Linked DNA regions of Homo sapiens: all the other regions are linked to region 4. Evidence: chromatin loops called from intact Hi-C (ENCODE). Cell type or tissue: heart right ventricle. All regions are shown on one strand. Region 1 overlaps ABL1 (ABL proto-oncogene 1, non-receptor tyrosine kinase). Region 2 holds the start of ABL1 (ABL proto-oncogene 1, non-receptor tyrosine kinase). Region 3 overlaps ABL1 (ABL proto-oncogene 1, non-receptor tyrosine kinase). Region 4 holds the start of LOC128092248. Region 5 has its middle 67 kb from the start of ABL1.

Region 1 (4,000 bases), 140 kb before region 4:
CATGCCTGTAATCCAAGCTGCTAAGGAGTTGAGGCAGGAGAATCACCTGAACCTGGGAGGCAGAGGTTGCAGTGAGCCAAGGTCGCGGCACTGCACTCTGCCTGGGCAACAGAGTGAGACATCGTCTCAAAAAAAAACAAAAAAAATTACCATTAAACATGGAAAGTGTGTGAACGCTTGATAATAATCACTGAAATGCAAATTCCTTGCCAAATCTGCAGATACATCTTTTTGACGCTGACAGCCAGTGTGGGTAAGATTTCAGAGAAACGGGCACTCTCATACAATGCTAGTAGTAGGTGTATAAATTGAGGGCAACTGGAATATGAACCAGAAGTCTATAAAGAATTTAATATCTGATTTACCTCTAGGAATTTATCCTAAGTGATCAACACAATTATTTCTATACACTAATTTTAAACAACAGCACAGAAAAGGGCAAGTACAAAATATCTATCAACACAGGATAAGTTAGTTTATGCTGCATGCATAAAATAGGATATATTTTAAAAGCCACTCAAAATATTTTTGGAAAAAATATTTAAGTTTGAGAATATACTCGCAATAATATATTAAGTGTTTATATTACATTCCAGTATATAGGCATGGTCCCAACTATGAAAAAATAGAAGACGAGGAGGAATTTCACCAAACTGTGAACAGTAGTTAACTCAGGGTGGTGGGATTTTAAGTGCTTTAAATTTACTTTTCTTTTTTTTTTTTCTCGAGACGGAGTCTCGTTCTTGACACTCAGGCTGGAGTGCAATGGCGTGATCTCTGCTCACTGCAACCTTCACCTTCCGGGTTCAAGCAATTCTCCTGCCTCAGCCTCCTGAGTAGCTGGGATTACAGGTGCCCGCCACCACACTCGGCTACTTTTTTTGTATTTTTAGTAGAGATGGGGTTTCACCATGTTGGCCAGGCTGGTTTCGAACTCCTGACCTCAGGTGATAAGCCTGCCTCAGCCTCCCAAAGTGCTGGGATTATCGGCGTGAGCCACCGTGTCTGGCCTTACATTTTCTTTATACTTCTCTATATTATGGTATATTTCTCACAAAAAATGTGGATTGTTGTTATTACTAGAAAACAATGACAAACATAAAAAAGCTTTAATAGAAGCCAATTGAAATTTTTTTTTTTTTTTTTTTGAGTTGGAGTCTCACTCCATCGCCCAGGCTGAAGTGCAGTGGTGCGATCTAGGCTCACTGCAACCTCCAGCTCCCAGGTTCACGTGATTCTCCTGCCTCAGCCTCCTGAGTAGCTGGGATTACAGATGTGAGCCACTGCGCCTGGCTAAGTTTTTTTTTTTTTTTTTTTTTTCATTTTCAGTAGAGACGGGGTTTTGCCATGTTGGCCAGGCTGGTCTTGAACTCCTGGTCTCAAGTGATCTACTCACCTCAGCCTCCCAAAGTGCTGGGATTACAGGCAGGAGCCACCGCGCCTGGCCCTAAACTTACATAATTGATAATTTAACATGAAAAAGCATGCTGGGGAGGGAGGCTTCCTTCAGGCTGTCCTGAAAAGGCACTTGAGTGCCTCCCTCTGGTGCGTCAACCTCGTGGCCATGAGCATACAACTTTGGCAGACCAGGCCCACACAGGAAATTAAACCAAAGTCATGAATACAGAAATGCTTTTCTTCTCAAATGCCATTTGACCTCTTCTATCAAACATTCTGCCGCATCTGGATTTGATCAAAGTTACATAATCGGGGAAGTGGCCTGGAAAACACCTGGAATAAGCAGAATGCAGATCCCCGCCCAGAGGTGGCCATCCACTTGAAGTGTGGGTTAAAGTGGGATGGTCCCGAACATGTCGACAGATGCTGGGAATGTTATGCAAGAGGATGAGGCCTTTGTTAGGAAGGAAAGGGCCTCCCACTGCTTTTTGATTCAACAGGACGTCAGGCGATCCAAGGCAGTCTCTCGACTTTCCTCTCCAGTTCTTGCTCTATTCCACAAATTAATGGCTAAAGCCCAAAGGGAAGTATTGCTCATGCATGCCTCTGGACCGAGACACTGAAGTGTAGCCACAGTCCAACACCAAAACCTTCCAGTCAATTCCCAATCCAGGCTGATGTCAAAATTGACTCACAATGTATAAATGCCAAGTTACTTGCTTCATTTCATAGTGAACTATGCTCGTCAACCTTAAAAATGATCACAGCTTACAAGGCCAAAGTTGCAGAATGTACTTAAATCTTTCTTGCTTAAGACACAAACTTTCCACCGGTCCCTCTGTCAGGAAGCAAGATTCCCCTAAAGAAGGCTGAAGGCTTCATTCAAAAAAAAAAGATGCCCCAACTAGTTCCCTTCTTCTGTTCTTCCAGCAGATCTTTTTGGCTATTGTCTTGGGAAATAAATTTTAGCATCTGCTATTATTCTTAAATTTTTTTAGTGAACATTTTCTGCAGCCTCCTTTCTGAGTCATACTTTAAACAGATTTAAGATCTGGATCTAAGATCTGGATCTTCAAAAGTGCCTCTCACTCCACTTAAAACCATATTGTTATTTTGTCATAATGTTAACAAAAAGGTTTCCACTCACCAACTAAACTCAGAAAAAATCACTAATTAGCTAGTTGAGCACCGAGAACAGTAATACATCTAAAAAATGCCTCAAACCTCTAAAAAGCTCTGGCTCTGTCTATGACAGTATAAAATTATTTGGAAATTTTATAAGAACCAGGCCACAGAATTCACTGGATCTGTGCATGATTAACTTGTTTAGACAGTATTCTAAGAAAATGGTTTGGGTCTTTAAAGTAAAATTGAAAGATCGTTTTATATAAAAATAATCCTTTCTCAAAGCTGTGAGTCACTGATGAAAAATGTTTACAAAAGATTCTCGGACATGGCATATCTGGCCTAGACTTCCAGGGGCTGCTGGTGCTGTGCCAGACGCTGGCGAACAGTCAGGGAAGGGAAATGCCCATGAACCCCAGTACCGGCTACTTCACAGCCCAAGGGGGGACTTGACCTCCAGGAAAAACATCCCCGGGAAGCTTCCCACCTTCCTGCTGGCACTTGTGCCCAACATCATAGTTCCCACTAGAGTGCAAGGCGGCCAGCTATGGAGCATTCATTACTGTTCACACTGTGGGCTCTCCGGAAGGTTCTTGGAGACGGTTCAGTGTGGGGGGGACAGGAGGATGGAGCATGTCAGACGTGACAAACGTTCCCTTTAATTTTGCTCACATTCAATTATTTAAACTTGTGCTGCTTTATTCATATTTCCTTTGTGGGTCCTTCGCTATTATCCTCCAGTTCAAGGAATCTCTGTAATTTAAAAATCTATAAAACAGATCCTTCTAAAAAGAGGCTTCGTGTTTTATTTCATACTCCGTTCCAGCGGATGAGATCATGCTCAGACTATTCTCAAGTTATTTTATAACAGTCTCAAACAACTTTTCAAAATATGAGCTTAGAGGAAAAGTATTATTTCCCACATTTTGAGCTTGATGAAAGTCATTTTATCTATTTCTACATGGTCCTTTATTTTGTAATTTACACCTTCACCCAGAGAAGTTAAAATTATTAAAACACACACACACACAAGCACACACACACACACACACACACACACAGACATACGTTTAACTGAACACAGCCTTTGTGTTATCTTCAAATCCCAAAACACTGTGTCAGCTGCTAGGGTGCAGGGAGGGGCAGGGCAGTGGGGGAAAGACGTAAAGAACCAGCAGTAGCCCCGCTCCTTGGAGAAACACAGCTGCTGAAAACTTACAGACTCAACAGCAAAAGTCTAACGGAAGGCCAGCGCTGTCCTGTGGATGAATTTTTTTTTTTTTAGATAGAGTTTTGCTCTTGTTGCCCGGGTTGGAATGCAATGGTGCATTTACAGAGGATTGCAAAGGAGAACAGTCCTCAAAAGACTTTTTGAAACAGTCCTCAAAAGACTTTTAAAAACTTGTAATATAGCTCTTATTAATGCCTTAAATAACTGTCTCTTTATTCGCACATTAAATAACAAGGTCCAGTGGCA
Region 2 (4,000 bases), 120 kb before region 4:
GAATGTGCTCAGAATTTTGAGCAACTTGGAAAAAATAAGCGATGTATTAATTGAAGATGATTTGGAATGCTCAGACATCAACTTTTAGGGACAAATAAACAATCTCCACCCTCCAAATGCTAGGCTCTGTGAGCCCACTCCACCTAGATGAGCCTTCTCTGGGCCATTCAGCCCCCTGGAATCCCAGAGACAGAAGAGGAGTGAGGTACACAAACTGTGGCAAGAAGGGCAAACAGGTTTCACCCACATCACTAGTGCGATCTGCATATGTGACTCCAAGCAGGCCTTCAGGGTAGAGTCAGAGGTTAAGGAAAGAAAAATAGGTTAGAAAATAAATGAGGCCTGTTTATTTCTCCTGCTTTTTTAAAAAGAAAAACATGGCATTCTAGCAGAAATCCTACTTGATCTAAAGTGAGCTTCACATTTCTTTCTACTCTTTTTTTTTTTTTTTTTTTTTTGAGACCGAGTCTTGCTGTGTCGCCCAGGCTGGAGTGCAGTGGCGCGATCTTGGCTCACTGCAACCTCCCCCTGCCGGGTTCAAGCAATTCTCCTGCCTCAGCCTCCCGAGTAGCTGGGATTACAGGCGTGTACCACCACGCCCGGCTAATTTTTTGTATTTTTAGTAGAAATAGGGTTTCACCATGTTGGCCAGGCTGGTCTCGAAATCCTGACCTCAAATAATCCACCCGTCTCGGCCTCCCAAAGTGTTGGGATTACAGGCTTGAGCCACCGCGCCCGGCCACATTTTTACTCTTATATTCTTAGTTGAAAACAACAGAGAAGTCCAAGTGCCACTCCATCTCTGAAGCACAGATAGCCTTTCTGCTGAAGGCAATGGTCTGGGAGCACCAGTCTCAAATCAGATCAATTTCATACCCACCTAGAAGCTACGAAAGTGAAGACCCATAACCCTTAATTTACTTTTTTTCCATTTATAAAACTAAAGACTACAACAGGAAAGAAAAATAAAATAAAACAGATGTAATTAGAGAAGGAGAGTAGGTAGAAAGAACGCAAAAGTGAAGCCCTCCTGGCCCTGAGCTTCACTTAAGGAAACGAACATGACACCCCAGTACTCTGGGGGACTCCTTGGAAACGCCTTCTTAAATGGGCTCCCCTCCCCTGAAAAGAGAGCGAATTCCTAAGACCTCTTCGTGGTCTGTAGATAAGATGGGGGTGGGGGAGATGGAAAGATCACTTGAAATTCTGTATCCATAAATGGTAGAGTGGTGCTCCTTGTGTACATGATGCTTAATGGAAATCGCATGTTTTCACAAACACGGGTCGATCTTTTTAACACACAGTCCCAATTAACGGTGGAAATTCCACAACGTGGGATCCCAGGGATGTTAAGGCCTGGCGAGTTGGCTTTCTCAAACTTTTTCGGGGGAGCCCGCACTGTGGGGCCCCGGACGCCGCCGTCACCATCCGGCGTGGCTCTACCGGGGCTGGTGCCGGGGCTGGGGGCCACGCTCCGCCGGCGGCGCCTAGGGGCCATCGCGAGAAAGAGAAAGAGACAGAGAGAGAGAAAAAGAGAGAGACAAGAGAAGAGAAAAGAGACAGACACAGAGAGAAAGAAAGAGAGACAGAATATAAGAGAACTGAAGAGAAGAGAAGAGAAGAGGGAAGAAAGAAAAAAAAGACAAGACCCGGGGAGGGCGCAGGCGGGAGCGCGCGGGCGGCGAGGCCTAGGAAGGGCCCAGCAGCAGCGGGAGGGCGCGCGGCTACTCAGCCCAACCCGTGCGGCCCGGGCTTACCTTCCAGATAACAGCTGGAGGACGAGGACAGCCCCTTCTTGGATTTGCAGCCCACCAGCTTCAGGCAGATCTCCAACATTTTCCCGCGCCAGCACGTCGGGGGCCGGAACCCCTCTCCCAGCTCGGTCCGCGGGCCCGGCTCAGGCCCGGCTCGGCCCGCGCGCCCCCCCGGCGCCCCCGGCCCCGCCAGCCGCCCTCACCGCCGCCCCGCGCGCCCGCGCCCGCCCATGGCCGCGGCCGCGTCTCCGCCTGGCCGGGACGCGCCTGTTAACAAAGGGCCCGGAGAGGGCGCCCGCCAGGCCCGCCCCCGCCCCGCCGCCGCCTGCGCCTTAACCCCCTCCTGGCCGCGCCCGTCCGCACCCAGGGGCCCCTGGCGTTCCCGAGGCCGAGCCCGGCCCAAAGCCACCGCCGCTTTCCAAAGCCAACCCGGGCCAATGGCGATCCTCGCAGGGGGAAGGCCGCGCGCGGCCCGCGGAGGTCTTTCTCCGCCTGGAAGCGCCGTCCCAGCCCCGGCGGGGAGGGTGCAGGCCTGCTCCACTCCACTTTAGAAGCCGCGCGCAACTCCACCGCGGCCTGGGGCGTCTCCAACCTGCACCGCTTTTGGCGAGTTTCCCAGTACGCGGTGCCAGGCAAACCCTCTGACCCGAGAACGCTGGTGAAAATGCATATTCCTCTGCAGTTACCAATACTAACTGGTCTCATTTCTACTCAACGCGCGTCCTGTGATTAAGGCTGAGGCAGTGGGTGTCTGGGGAGGAAGTCAGAGCTGGCACCCACAGGACAACCACACGTGCGCACGACACCCCGGTGAGGCCGCACATCCAGACCAGGATATGAGGTCAGGCTGCGAACAGACGGGTGTGAGTTCAGAGTGAGAGGACTTAGTCCCTACAATGAGAATTTTCGGAGGCACGGTCTGGGCCTCTTCTCTGATTCATTTTCTTTAACAGAGAACTTTTCCTCTTCCTTTGGCCGAGTGCCACGGGGTGAGGGTGGGGGGACCATTGTTTAAAATCCATTTCATTCAATTATTTTAAACTCTTGTTTGGACTGACCACAGACAATGTTATAAAGCAGCAACAATCACAGTCGTGTTACTGGCGCACACCCAGAAATCTAGGTCAGAGGGAAACAATAAGGAACTCAATGGCACCAAATAATTCAATAAAATCAGGTAAGTTCCCCTCATGACAGGAAAAGGAATTTATTTCATTTATTTCTTTCATAAATGGTGTTAATCACAAAACTGTAAAGGGGGAAGTTTAGTCCACATCTTCTAGCCATGAAGAGTAAGAGCTGACGTGTATTGTGCTCTTCCTATGTGCCATGTTACCTTCATTAACTGTATTGCATCTGCGTAATGATTCTGTGAGGAAACAGATTATCCCAATTCTTCAGGTTTAAAAACAAACAAACCCCACAGATGCTCAGAGAAGTCAGACACCTTGCCCACAGCTGGAAACAGGCGGAGATGGACTCAACCCAGGTCTGCCTGGCTCCAAGGATCAGGCTCCCGACCAGTGGATGATGCTGACCCTTCACATCAAGAATAAATTCCAAGTGGATTAAAGCATTGGATATCTTTGGTCAAATAACTAGCATTGTCATTATATGTTTCAGAGAAAGCCTTGGTTATGAGACCCTGGCTACTTTCTAGCCTATCCTGTAATGACAAAAACCCGGGTATCTTCAGTACCTCAGGAATGGCTAAGTAACAAGATCTTCACTTGGCTCTGCCAAAAACAGCACATAAAAACTCCAGTTGGACAGGATGTAACCAGTGTATATCACAGGGGTTCTCGGCCAGGATGTCATTAACTTTCCACATGTGTCCTGCCAAATTCTGATCAACATACAACATGTATTTTTACTGCCATTGAATGGACCTACTGCTAGAGTCGTGGTACCAGATCAGGCCTCATGAGCATCCAAGAGGGCACCATCAGGGAAGTTTGCAGCTCCCATCATCTGGAGATGCAGGACTACAGGGCCCCCAGGGGATGGGTGCAGTGACTCTGGATGCTTTCTAGGATCTGGGAAGCGCTGTCATTCTGCTGGACAGCCTGCGTGTGGTGACTGCTAACATGTTTAGTGTTGTCTTGAATCTGTCAACCTCTACACGTAATGCCAAAAATAACACTCAAAAGGGTGCCACCAGTACCAACTAGTGAAAAAATACAGTATCTGTCTGTTTTGTTGCCCTTTTGGAAAGTTCAGGGGCCTTGGATCAGACTATAATAAAG
Region 3 (4,000 bases), 150 kb before region 4:
GCACGGCCAGGAGGAAGGAGGGCTAATTTATTTAGCAGTTGCTTAGTACCGTATTTTCAGTTAACACACTTCCAGAAAGGGACATACTGCCTTTTCCCTAATTAGATACCACTCCGGGTGACTGCCCACAGAAATCCACGCAATGACATCCTGTAATTCTTTACCAACTGTGAGATCGTAAGTTAATTAGGCTCTTGGGAAAAATTATTAGAAGTATAATTAAAAGCAGAGTAACACATTATTAGTAAAGCACATTCTGAAAGGCACCCACTTTAGATTCAGTGATATAAGAAACCCACCCCACAAACCACACAGGTCTCCAGCAGGTACCCTTCTCTGGAGTCTCCTCCTTCAGTTGTTCAGAAAACAATGCCACAGCACCATCTACTGAAGTAGCGTTTCCTCAAATGTCAAGTTGTACAACCCGATCTTGGAAGTTTTCAGACAAGCTTTTACTGGTTGAAATCTAGGGTATTTTGCGCTTGGAATCTTCCTTCATTTGACAAATCCTGGTGAAAGTGTGCTGAAATCTAGGCCATTCTCAGTTTGCTGAGCTGGTCAAGGCCCCATTTCTTGGGTCTGGTCTTCAACCCTGTGCAACCCAAGGAGCTGGGGCACCTGCACAGCTCCCCCGTCCCTCCTTCGTTCACCCCCTGGTGGTGTCCCGAGGACTGCTGCGCTGCAATCCTTCTTCCTCCTACTACCTGGACCACCCTATGTCTCAGATGAAGAACTCTGTCCCATTCATTTTCTAATCCAGTGTTGAGCCCAGGAACCGTCAAATAGAAGTGAAGAACTTGATAAATATTTATTCAATTAAGAAAAAGTCCAGGGCCGGGTGTGGTGGCTCATGCCTATAATCCCAGCACTCTGGGAGGCTGAGGTAGGCAGATCACTTGAGGTCAGGAGTTTGAGACCAGCCAGGCCAACACAGCGAAACCCCATCTCTACTAAAAATACAAAAATTAGCTGGGTGTGGTGGCGGGTGCCTGTAATCCCAGCTACTCGTGAGGCTGAGGAAGGAGAATCGCCAATTTGGGGAGGCGGAGGTTGCAGTGAGCTGAGATCATGCCACTGCACTCCAGCCTAGGCAACAGAGTAAGACTCCGTCTCAAAAAAAGAAAAGAAAAAGTCCTATCTGAGAAATATCCAGGGTCCTTAAGGTAACCCCAAACCATGCCCCCACCCCAGTGCCAGTCCTGCCTCAAAGACAGGCACGTGCTGAATAAGAGCATCAGGAAGCCACCTTTGGTTTCTAGGACTAAAGAATGTGATCTTTTCTCTAAAGCAGCCACTTCATACCAGTCAGAAATCATACTTCCCATTTCACTATGCCTTTGGGTGAAGGCATCAGGTCAGTCAAGGAGTCCCTAAAAGGCAGGCATGTGGCTGCACCAGTCTCAATGTGTGCACCTGACTTCTGAGACACATGCACAAACTAAACTCTATTTTTCCCAGAGGTGGATGTTTCAGTTCTTTTCTAACAGCTCTAAAAAGGGGCTGCCTCTCTTGATTTCTGTGCACAGGTCAAGGTAATCAAAGTTCATTTAAAACAAGTGGAAATAATGTAAGTCAACACTAGGGGACACCCTCGCCACAGGGAAAAGCCTGGATCACATTTTGAAGAATGCAAAGGGCTGAAAATGAAAACTTCCTTCCCTTGGCGTCCTAAGGGTTTCAAAGAACTTCAAAAGAAGAAAAAAACCTGCCTGGAAACTACAAACACTATTCATTAGTGGAGAGGGTAAAGTCCCAGTTAACAAGAAAGACCAGACTGTATCTGAGTTGGTCAAAAGCGAGTTTCCTGGATGCCTTTCTAGCGGGGACACTTCCACCTCTGCCTGCAGGAGTCTGGGCAGCTGCAGAATTGGAACCCACTGGGGATGCCCAGGGCACCTGCCTTCCAAATCAGCCAACAAAAATCCACAGAAGAGTCAAATGCATTTTGGTTAAATCTTCTTTCAAAACTCAGAGATCTTTTTTTCCTCCTTAACTCTCGGTAGGAAGTGATCTCCATGCCGCACGAACAGCATGGAAATCCACGGCTTTAAAAGAACCTTGCCATAAAATGAGAAAACCTCTCCAAATGACTAATCTTTTTACACCAAAACCCCTCCATGCTTGTCAGCTCTCACCATATGTGGAAACACACTCGGACTATGAGAATGATTCCACTCCTACAAAGACACAGGAATGATATAAGACGGAAAAGTCAATTCCGTGGCGCCAATGAAGCCCTCGGACAGCAGGCAGGAGGTAGACTTCCAGGCAGATGCATCGCCTAATGCCAGCAGACGCCTTGCCCCACGTACCCTGGGCACCCCCGGCAGTCCCAGCCTACCTTCAAGGTCTTCACGGCCACCGTCAGGCTGTATTTCTTCCACACGCCCTCGTACACCTCCCCGTACTGGCCCCCGCCCAGCTTGTGCTTCATGGTGATGTCCGTGCGTTCCATCTCCCACTTGTCGTAGTTGGGGGACACACCATAGACAGTGGGCTTGTTGCGCTTTGGGGCTGGATAATGGAGCGTGGTGATGAGCCCGTCGGCCACCGTTGAATGATGATGAACCAACTCGGCCAGGGTGTTGAAGCGGCTCTCGGAGGAGACGTAGAGCTGAAGGAAACAGGGAACAGCCTTCAGCCCACAGAGACAGGCAAGCTCAAAGAGCTCACGTGAGCCAGTTTGGCTGAGCCTTAATTCACTACACAGCAAAATCTCACATAAGGAGCTCTCCACACAGGACAGAGTGTTTAGAAGATCACTTCTGCTGTCTTTCTCTACGTGTGCTCTAAGTTACTCGCTCAAGCAAAAAGACACAATAAAAGGCCTCAGGGCCTCTGTACCTGCTGCTGCTCCCTCTGCCTGAAATCTCCCACTCCCTCATCTTCCGTGCCCAGTTCTCGCTTCCCGTTCCAAGGCCAGTTTTAAGGTCCGTGAAGTCTTCCCCAACCACCCAATCTAAAGTCATCACACGGCACGGGTCATCCTACCACCTGTCTTACTTCTCAGCAATGGACCCACTACTAGCTCATAATTTCCTGTTTATCTGCTTAATTACTGTCTGTCTCCACCTAAGAGCATGCAAGCTTCATGAAAGCAGAACCCTAAGCTGTCTTCATTCCAATGTTGAGAACAGGAAATCAACATGTAATAAGTACTCAATAAATAACTGTTGATTAAATTAACACATGGTAGAACTTGGTGGGTAGTTGCTGGTAGGAAAAGCGAAGAATTCATTTAATTTATAATTTAAAGGGGATAAACCTAGAATGAAATAGTGACCAGAAGATGAAAACCACTAAACACATCCAACACGAGGAAGCAAAAGGAAGGATTTACGACACAAGAGCATTCGGTCCCCGTGTGAGAGCTACAGCAGGTGAGGACCTAGGGTCAAACCCTGCATGTAGAGTTTGCATCTGGACACAACAGAGCTGGAGAGGAAGGAGAAGGAGCAGGCTGGCAGAAAGCAACAATGCAGTGGGTGCCAGCTACCTGTTTTCTTCTCTTTTCATTGGTGTGGCAAGGGAATACTTCCTTACCAAAAACAATTCCACATGAAAAATCCACATAAAACATCTGGACTCCAGGCACATAACTGAATCTACTGGCTTGCTCAGGGTAGCCAACCATCACTGAAGGTGGAAAGAAGACTTAAAATCATGACTAGGCATTCAGAAGACTTGCCCAAACTGCAAAGATGTGGGAAGAAGGAGCAGATTTGGGACAGTGGTGATGCTTGGGACGAGAGGGAGAAAAGGGAACAGGATCAGGCTTCAGCTATAACTGTAATATCTTATTACTTAAAAAAAAAGAAAAGGGAAGAAAAAGCCTGAAATACACACAGCAAGGCCAAGGCCTTTGGCTGTGGGTTATGTCAGGCACCATTACTATACGTCTGTAATAGTAAATAAGAAAAATGTTTTTAAAAGAAGGTAGCAAAGAAATATACAAGTTAGTCCCATTGACAACTCTCAAGAAGGTAAAAAGGATTCGTCA
Region 4 (4,000 bases):
TTCTTATACAAAGAAAGTTCCACTAAGAGATAACTACAGTAACAAATTTATTAAGTGGAATTGGAAGGAACTGTCGCAAGTACTGTTGTTCAAAGTTCCTTGAAGGCCTAAGATGAATGCATGAGGAAAACCATGAGCAGAAATTTTGAAAAGCACTCACCATGTTCCACAAAAACATTGCAGTGTGGACCCCCATGCCTCGATGATTCCTTCTTCCCTGCTCCTTTGATAAAATGCAGGGCAGGCAAGCTTGGCCTTCTTTGGTCCCCAAGTACTTTTCCAGGCTGCTGCCCCATAAAGTAATAATAGGTACCCCTTTCCAGAAGAGGGTTCAAGATCTTCCAGAACGGTCAGCGAGCGTAGAGGGAAATGGCATATACGTGGGATTTCACATTCGCTGCATCTCCACAAGTCAGCAATTGAAGTCAATCACAGAAAGACATCTTCCATAACAAAAGGAAGCACTTTTTTTAGGTTGACACTTGCAAGCAGGAGTTCCAATTATTTTCGCGGTTATCAATTTCATGTAATTGCAATGTTACCCAAAAGTTTCTTGATTTGTTTTAAACGGGCTGAATAACAATTTCTTTTCAAGAAGAAAAACCTAAACAGAAATATTCACAGGGGATGCTGAAAAGGGTCAATAATGCTAGTCATTTCAATTCTCACACATAAAGGAAACGCTGATGGTCTTTGGCTACTCCTCCAGAACTTTTCCTGTGGAAGTCACCAACCCCCTATCTTAGCTTCTTCATCTTCCAACAAATTTCCTGCCGAACTAGTGGCCGCTCTCGCTTCTCTGCTTTGCTCTCCGGAAAAGGACACGGGTCACCCAGATTTCAGCGAGTTTGCCCTCGACTCTGACGAAAAGGAATGCATTGCCAGCAACTTTTAAGTCCGCTTTTTAAAAGGCCTGTGGAACCAATCCAGACTTTTCCTTTGCATTAAAGTTTTTGGCTGAGCTGAGACTAAGGGGGCCGTAGGTGACATTGGAAGAAGTCAGGGCATTAGAGGCTCGCGGGAGCCACCTTGGGGGAAGGGGAGACCCCTTGACAGCAAGGGAGGGATTTGAATGGGAGGCTCCGTGGCCAAAGTTGGGGCCGGGATCCGGAATAAGGGGCGGCTTGGGGCTGAGGGAAGCTGTCGGGGCGCGGCACGGGCAGCTTACTCCGGGGCGACGCTCTTCCACGCCTCAGAAAACGGGGTGTCCCAAGCTGGGGGAAACAGACCACCCGCAGTGTCCCAAAGCCGGGGCGGGGCTGTAAGGGACGAAGGACTCTCGCGGCCCAGACAGCGGAAGGCGGGCCCCGTGTAGAGGAGGCCCGGCCGCCTCAGCTGCCCCAAGCCCGGGGGTCTCTGCCCGAGACACCCCCTCCCCCGGCCCCGGACGCTGACACCACCACCGCCCTCAGGCAGTCACATCTCCCGAGCTCCGCCGAGGGACCCAGCCGCCCCCCGCCGGTAGGGGCCGTGGACAGCGGAGGGGCTCCTCAGCCGCAGGACCCGGGAACCGGCTCCGGCTCCAGCGCTGCTCAGGCACAGACACCAAACCCCGCGGCCGCCATGATGGATTACGAGCCGCTCCACAACGAGGCCAGGCCCCGCCCTCGGCCCCGCCCACGGCGACGTCCGGAGCCCGCCTCGAGGGGACCCGGATGCCCCAAGAGCCGCTTTCCCGGGACACCGCCGCCCCTCCCGGCTCTGGTCCCACTGCCTGCGAAAGCCCGGCCCGGCACGACCTTTTAAATGTGGCTTCTCTGAGCGCAAGGTGAGTGGTAAGGAAGCACCCGCCTCCTCTGTATTGCCATTGGCCTCCGAGAATCCGGGTCAGGCCTCTTTCCTCCGTCCCATTGGCCGGTGGGAGCAGTAGGGTTGGATCTCCCAGCCAACCGTGTTCGGCGCAGTCCGCGGTGCGTGCCGGGAGTTGTGGTCCCATGGCACGCGCCCGAGTCCGCCTGCACCAAGACTCCTGGCCCGGGCCCCGACTTCTGGGGCTCGGCCCCGCCCTCCTGGGACCTGGTAGATTCTTGCCGGCCTAGCGTAGGCCGGACCGCGTCTCCCCGGCGCGAGTAGTGAGACCTGGAAGAGCCAAAGCGAGGGAAAAATTGCGGATTGGATTTTCCTGGAAGCGGAGTCGGATAACCTCCTTCAGTCTCTAAGGGAGAAAATTTGGCTCGCTCCTAGAAACCAAGGTTTTTGATGCCTTTCAAGCCCTTCACCCTCCAAAAAGCATAAATATTAGAACTAGCGGGCCGGGCGCGGTGGCTCACGCCGGTAATCCCAGCACTTTGGGAGGCCGAGACGGGCGGATCACCTGAGGTCGGGAGTTCGAGACCAGCCTGACCAACATGGAGAAACCCCGTCTCTACTAAAAATACAAAATTAGCCAAGCGTGGTGGCACATGCCTGTAATCCCAGCTACTCAGGACGTTGAGGCAGGAGACTCGCTTGAACCCGGGAGGTAGAGGTTGCGGTGAGGCGAGATGGCACCATTGCACTCTAGCCTGGGCAACAAGAGCGAAACTCCGTCTCAAAAAGAAAAAAAAAAAAAAACTAGCGAAGAAATATACAGACATAGGGAAAACATCCGACATGTTGCTAACGAATTCAACTGTTTCTTTGGGCATTAGGAGGCTTACTCATTACAGAAAAGGCATTTGTTGGGTTTGCCAGGCGCTATCAGATGTTTGCCCCAGAACGAACCTTTAACATTATAAACATTTCACAGGTGGACACGTGTTCACATGAAAACATCCTCTATATTAGCCGAGAAAATGCCCAGATGGTTGGGTTTAGCAAGTCGGCAGAACCAATGACCTAGATGTGCCAAAGCCACACCTAACAAATAATCCATGTTCTGCGACTAAAAAGCACCTTGGTCCCTATTATAGGCTCTCCACGCCTCCCCAGAGCGCTGCACCTGACAGGCATCCCATTTCTCCCTTTCCTTCCTTTTCTTTCTTTTCTTTTTCCTTTTCCTTTCCTTTTTTCCTCTTTCTTTCTTTCCTTCCTTTCTCTTTCCTTCTTTCTTTCCTTCTCTTTCCTTCTTTCTTTCCTTTTTTTTTTTTTCAGATGGAGTTTTGCTCTTGTCGCCCAGGCTGCGATGCAGTAACAGGATTTCAGCTCACTGCAACCTTCACCTCCCGGATTCAAGCGATTCTCCTGCCTCAGCCTCCCGAGTAGCTGGGATTACAGGCATACACCATCACACGTGCCTAATTTTTGTATTTTTAGTAGAGACAGGGTTTCACCATGTTGGCCAGGCTGGTCTCGAACTCCTGACCTCAAGCGATCCACCCACCTTGGCCTCCCAAAGTGGTGGGATTACAGGCGTGAGCCACTGCTCCTGGCCCGAGATCCCATTTCTAAGGAGGGATCCACTTATCACAGCTCCTACTTTACACCGAGCACTGTTTACACTTTCCATAAACTGCATTATCTCATGTAATCCTCACTATAGCCCAGTGAGGCATGTAATACTATTCCCCATAATACAGATGGGGAAACAGAGATGTGACTTACCTACCCAAGGTCACTTGGCCAATGTGTGACAGAGTCACAATTTCATCCCAGACTGACCTTGCTCCAAAACCCATGGTTCCCACTGTACCATTCAGTATCAAAAACCTGTTGATCTGAGACCACTGATTTTTCACAAGTTGCTACTGATATCGGAGGAACAGCTGCACGATGAGTGTTGTACATTCAGCTATTATATTAAGTATTTTAGAAATATTTCTGTCGCATTGAAAGATGACACTTATTTTTGATACTGGTTTCAAGAGGAATTAGTTACTTGGAAGGTACGGAATGGAAAACATGAAAAATTGTGCGTAGATTTAGAACTGGAATTTATAAATTCAGATGTGATTTGGTTTAGCTTTGTTCTCTCACAAAATTATCTGGCTGACAATCTTAGTTCTGATCTGTAGTGTCATTCTTCAACTGTGAATGCCCTTGTTCTGCTTTATTTACCCATTATTTATTATTTACTTATTTA
Region 5 (4,000 bases), 56 kb before region 4:
AGAGTTCTGTGCTCTAGGACCCTGGAGCACTGTCCTTCAGCTGGTGAATGGATAAACAAACTGTGGTACATCTATGCAAGAGAATACTACTCAGAGACACAAAAGGAGGAAATGTGGATAACATGCAACAACGTGGTTGACTCCTCACCCATTATATTGAATGAAAGAAGCCAGATTCAAAGGCTTCAGACTGTACTATTCCATTGATATGACATTCTGGAAAAGGCAAAACTACAGGGACAAAAAAACAGATCAGGGTTGCCAGCAGCTGGGAGAAGAGAGAAAGGATGACTACAAAAGGGCCGCACAAGGGAATTCTAGGGGGTGATAGAACTGTTCTGTATCTCAAAAGGGGTGGCAATTTCACAAGTGTATGTATTTGTCAAAGTCCATAGAACTGTATAATAAAGAAGGGGAATATTATGATATGTAAATTATACCTCAATAAACCTGACTAAAAAATAATACAATACAATACAATAAAAGACTAGGGGCCGGGGACGGTGGCTCACACCTGTAATCCCAGCACCTTGGGAGGCCAAGGTGGGTAGATCACCTGAGGTCAGGAGTTTGAGACCAGCCTGGCCAACACGGTGAAACCCCATTTGTACTTAAAATATATATATACAAAATTAGCCAGTCATGGTGGTGCACACCTGTAATCCCAGCTACCTGGCAGGCTGAGGCAGGAGAATCGCTTGAACCCGGGAGGTGGAGGCTGTAGTAAGCCAAGATAGCACCATTGCACTCCAGCCTGGACAAGAGCGAAACTCCAACTCAAAAAAAAAAAAAAAAAAAAAAGACTAGGGCCATAGTTTGGCTCTCCAAATTAAAGCTAAAGAAGTTGCATTCCATAAAAGTTAAACAACAACTGATTAAACTGTTTTCCTCTATAACCGACCTACTCTAGTTAGACCTTTGGCCCTTACTAACTTTATAACTACCTTTTATAATAGTTACAAGTTATTGATCTAACTATACAACAAGCACTATTCTGTTTCTTTAGGTTTACTGCTTAATTTTCTGTGCCAATGACAGATGTATGTGAAATAAAGAGTGAAAAATTCCCCCTCACGTCCCCAGGCCATACCCACCCCGATCCATTCCACTCTCAAAAGATAACCACTATCGACAGACCTTTCTCAACATATTTACAGACCCGATTTTTCTCTGTAGTATAAATGGGATTATATTACCCTTGCTTTTCCATTGAACACATTGAACACATCAATCCACATAAAACTACCTCTAGCTCTTTAACAGCCACAGAGTGTTGTACAGAATGACAGCCACAATTATGTAGCTGTTCCCAATGAACAAATATTTAAGTTACTTCCAATTGTCTCTAGTTAGGTTTCTCATAGGGGTTTTAATTTAATTCTCACAAAGACCCTATAGAGTGGGCCTATTATAGACAGGTCCTCCAAGGCTTGGAAGGATGCACTAATTCGTTCCTTCAACAAAGACTATTCTGTGCCAGGAACACGACAGCAGACAGGGTCAGACAGAGCCTTGGCCATCAGGTAACTTACTACCGTTCTTCTTCACTGGCTCTAACAAGCAACATCCCCCAGACCAGTGCAAAGCCAGGCTGATGCAAGGGCTCTGGGGAGGCCTTTCAGCCTAGCTGGGGGCAGGGTGGTCATCAGTGGAAACTTCCTGTTTCTGCTCCTTGGTGCTGCCTCACTTCCACCGCCATCAGACTGAGGATACACAGCTAGTCGTCACTGGCTCTGTCCTGGGGGGACTTTGCTCTTGCCAGTGACAGTCTTCCATACGCTCTGAGTTGCTGCTAAATGCCCGTGCACACCAAGCCTCCCAAGTTACAGACCTAGCAGAGCATGAATTATTTTACAAATTCACAAATGTAGCAACCAAGTAAATCCTGCTGCCAGTCTTCCCATCAAGAAGGAAACAGAAAAAGCAGAGGCTGCAAGCTCTAATGCTTACAGGGTTCAGGAAGTTGTACACATAGGAGTGTATGGGGGTTGGGGGGAAGGGGGCTCTCCCATCTGGGTGATGCTGTTCAAGAGAGCAGCGGCTACTCAGCTCCAGCAGATAGCTACCATGTGAAAACGCAGGGTTTTGGAAGTAAAATATATTGTTTTAAAAAAATTACGATGGAAATCTTAAAATTTCCTAATTTTTAAATCCATAGGTTCCACTTCATTTTTTTCCTCGCAATTTCCATGTTAATTAAACCAAGTCATTTGTTGTGCAGAATTCCCACCAGTCTAAATCTTGATGATTGAATTTAACATGTCACTTTCTTCTGCATGAAACTTTATTTTCTCAAATGCAGGTGGCCATTTCTGTTTAAAAGAGATGTCCTATTTGTGAATGTGTGTGTACGTGTGTGTGAGTGTGCACACACATGCACACGTGCACTTTACTTCAGAGAGCTGGCCTGTGGCTGCTCTGAGGAATCAAATGTGTTCCCTTTTCATAAAACCTGCAGCTCCTCCAGAACTAAAACTCGGTATTCAAATATGAGGTCAGGCCGGGCACAGTGGCTCCTGCCTGTAATCCCAGCACTTTGGAGGGCCCAGGCGGGTGGATCACCTGAGGTCAGGAGTTCGAGACCAGCCTGGCTAACATGTTGAAACCCCATCTCTACTAAAAATACAAAAATTAGCCAGACGTGGTGGCAGGCACCTGTAATTCCAGCTACTCGGGAGGCTGAGGCACAAGAATCGCTTGAACCCGGGAGGCGGAGGTTATAGTGAGCAGAGATTGTCACTGCAGTCCAGCCTGGACAACAGAGTGAGACTCCGTCTCAGAAAACAAGAAGTCAGACTCTCCACTGTAACATGGCATTCTGAGGCCATGTGAATCTTTAGAAGAATGGGATCGCAAAGGGACTCCTGGAATTCCAAACAGATCTATCAATAATTGAATGAGGTAGTTTCAGATGGCATGAGCTGCAAAGAAATGAAAAGGGGAAGAGGACAAAGAGCTGATGCTGGTGTGGGTACTGTGGCCTGGGCCATCAGGGAAGGTCTTTCCGAAAAGATGTCATGTGAGCTGGGGCCTGCATGGGTCTGAAAGAGCCAGGCACCAGAAGCTGAGTGAAGGGCAGGGCCCAGGGAACCCTAAGAGGAAAAAGCACTGGCAGTAAACAAAGGGAGTGACAGGAGGGAAATTCGAGAGGGAAACCAGGCCCAGACCACGCAGGCTGTGGAGAGAAGCTGAACATTACTCTAACTGAGATGGGTACCCATCGAGGGACAGGAAACTGGGTAGTGAAAAGATCTGATGTAAGTTTCTAAGGGAGGGTCTCTCTGCTAGCAGGAGGAGGACAGACCCAGATGGCAACAGGAGGCTGGGAAGTCTTTGAGATCAGAGCCGGGGCAAGGCAGGGTGGGGCCGGGGTGGTAGCCCTGACAGCAGAGCAGTGGGTGGTGTGAGGTTTATTCTAGGCACTTGTGACTGTATCGGACAAGAAAGAGAGGGCAGAGGAGGAGGCAAGGATGAAAGCTAGAGGGTGGCAAGGCCCTGGGGGGAGATGATGCTGGGGTCACAGGCTGTGGCCTTGTCCCCAAGTCCTAAGGCATCAAAAACAGACAAGGCCAGGTTTGGTGGGAACTCACTAAGTCAAAAGAAAAGGCCCCTGCAAGTGCCTACACTTCCTCATCTTCCTAACCACGGGGCACACTCATTTGTATCCCAATGAGACACATCCAGTACCTGCACCCTCCAGCTCCCTGTCAGAAGCCACCAGTGGTGGGGCCGCCCTTCACTGCATGTTTACCACTCTTTCCTCAGGGCCCTACGCAGAAGTCTGTCTGCGGTCATGGATCTCTTCCTGGGCCTACAGTAAGGCATCTGTCCTGACAGTAAGGCATCTGTCCTGCCCAGCAAGACCCGCCTTCCAGGCTCCAGTCATCCGCATGCCCCTGAGCAGGCTGGCGGGGGCACTGGGGGCCGAGGCTTCTTGGTATGTGTCTGTGAGTGCCATGGCCGCATTCTTGAGAGCGCACCAACGCATGCCACGGCCCGG

What was found. A loop is a pair of places that touch in the nucleus more often than their neighbours do. Peaks named below come from ENCODE experiments on the same cell type or tissue, not always from the same donor. Only the 100,000 strongest peaks of a DNase experiment are listed, where the experiment ranks them.
Region 1: a loop joins it to region 4, with 4 times the contacts of the local background. A loop is called at or near these places in 29 of 110 quality-filtered maps.
Region 2: it touches region 4 in a loop (2.9-fold over the local background); 26 of 110 quality-filtered maps call a loop at or near these places.
Region 3: it touches region 4 in a loop (5-fold over the local background); 106 of 110 quality-filtered maps call a loop at or near these places.
Region 5: it touches region 4 in a loop (2.1-fold over the local background); 61 of 110 quality-filtered maps call a loop at or near these places.

Annotation. Positions count from the first base shown.
Region 1 is chr9:130,845,666-130,849,665 of GRCh38, reverse strand. The region is part of intron 1 of ABL1 (ABL proto-oncogene 1, non-receptor tyrosine kinase); the gene reads right to left. Among named protein-coding and RNA genes, the nearest start is that of ABL1, 12 kb to the right of the region's middle. RefSeq lists a silencer at 1,710-2,004 and an enhancer at 1,596-2,218. In heart right ventricle, a CTCF peak has its summit at 1,544 (motif pointing left); DNase peaks (open chromatin) are centred at 1,855, 3,055 and 3,665; H3K4me3 peaks cover 1,273 bases; H3K27ac peaks cover 4,000 bases.
Region 2 is chr9:130,833,283-130,837,282 of GRCh38, reverse strand. ABL1 (ABL proto-oncogene 1, non-receptor tyrosine kinase) reads right to left here and starts at 2,029. Exons shown (of 11, transcript NM_005157.6): 1 at 1,758-2,029. The coding sequence starts at 1,836. It overlaps LOC124902287 (a long non-coding RNA gene), which reads left to right and starts at 2,455. Exons shown (of 2, transcript XR_007061822.1): 1 at 2,455-2,564; 2 at 2,818-4,000. RefSeq lists silencers at 1,456-1,505, 1,976-2,285 and enhancers at 1,922-2,447, 2,686-2,735, 2,756-2,805, 2,448-2,974. In heart right ventricle, no CTCF peak of the experiment used is centred here; DNase peaks (open chromatin) are centred at 1,772, 2,192, 2,232 and 2,402; H3K4me3 peaks cover 3,646 bases; H3K27ac peaks cover 4,000 bases.
Region 3 is chr9:130,861,377-130,865,376 of GRCh38, reverse strand. It overlaps ABL1 (ABL proto-oncogene 1, non-receptor tyrosine kinase), which reads right to left. Exons shown (of 11, transcript NM_005157.6): 4 at 2,342-2,614. Among named protein-coding and RNA genes, the nearest start is that of ABL1, 28 kb to the right of the region's middle. RefSeq lists enhancers at 1,889-2,389, 2,390-2,890, 3,952-4,000. In heart right ventricle, CTCF peaks have their summits at 1,386 and 1,586 (motif pointing right); no DNase peak of the experiment used is centred here; H3K4me3 peaks cover 79 bases; H3K27ac peaks cover 1,201 bases.
Region 4 is chr9:130,710,616-130,714,615 of GRCh38, reverse strand. It overlaps LOC128092248, which reads right to left and starts at 990. Exons shown (of 1, transcript NM_001414901.1): 1 at 892-990. The coding sequence starts at 990. The coding sequence ends at 892. It also overlaps a transcript of ABL1 not described here. RefSeq lists a silencer at 1,266-1,905 and an enhancer at 1,543-2,219. In heart right ventricle, no CTCF peak of the experiment used is centred here; DNase peaks (open chromatin) are centred at 965 and 1,855; H3K4me3 peaks cover 2,370 bases; H3K27ac peaks cover 2,475 bases.
Region 5 is chr9:130,766,131-130,770,130 of GRCh38, reverse strand. It overlaps a transcript of ABL1 not described here. Among named protein-coding and RNA genes, the nearest start is that of ABL1, 67 kb to the left of the region's middle. RefSeq lists enhancers at 1,273-2,077, 2,078-2,883, 3,118-3,167, 3,178-3,237, 3,448-3,507 and 1 more. In heart right ventricle, no CTCF peak of the experiment used is centred here; a DNase peak (open chromatin) is centred at 1,710; H3K27ac peaks cover 234 bases.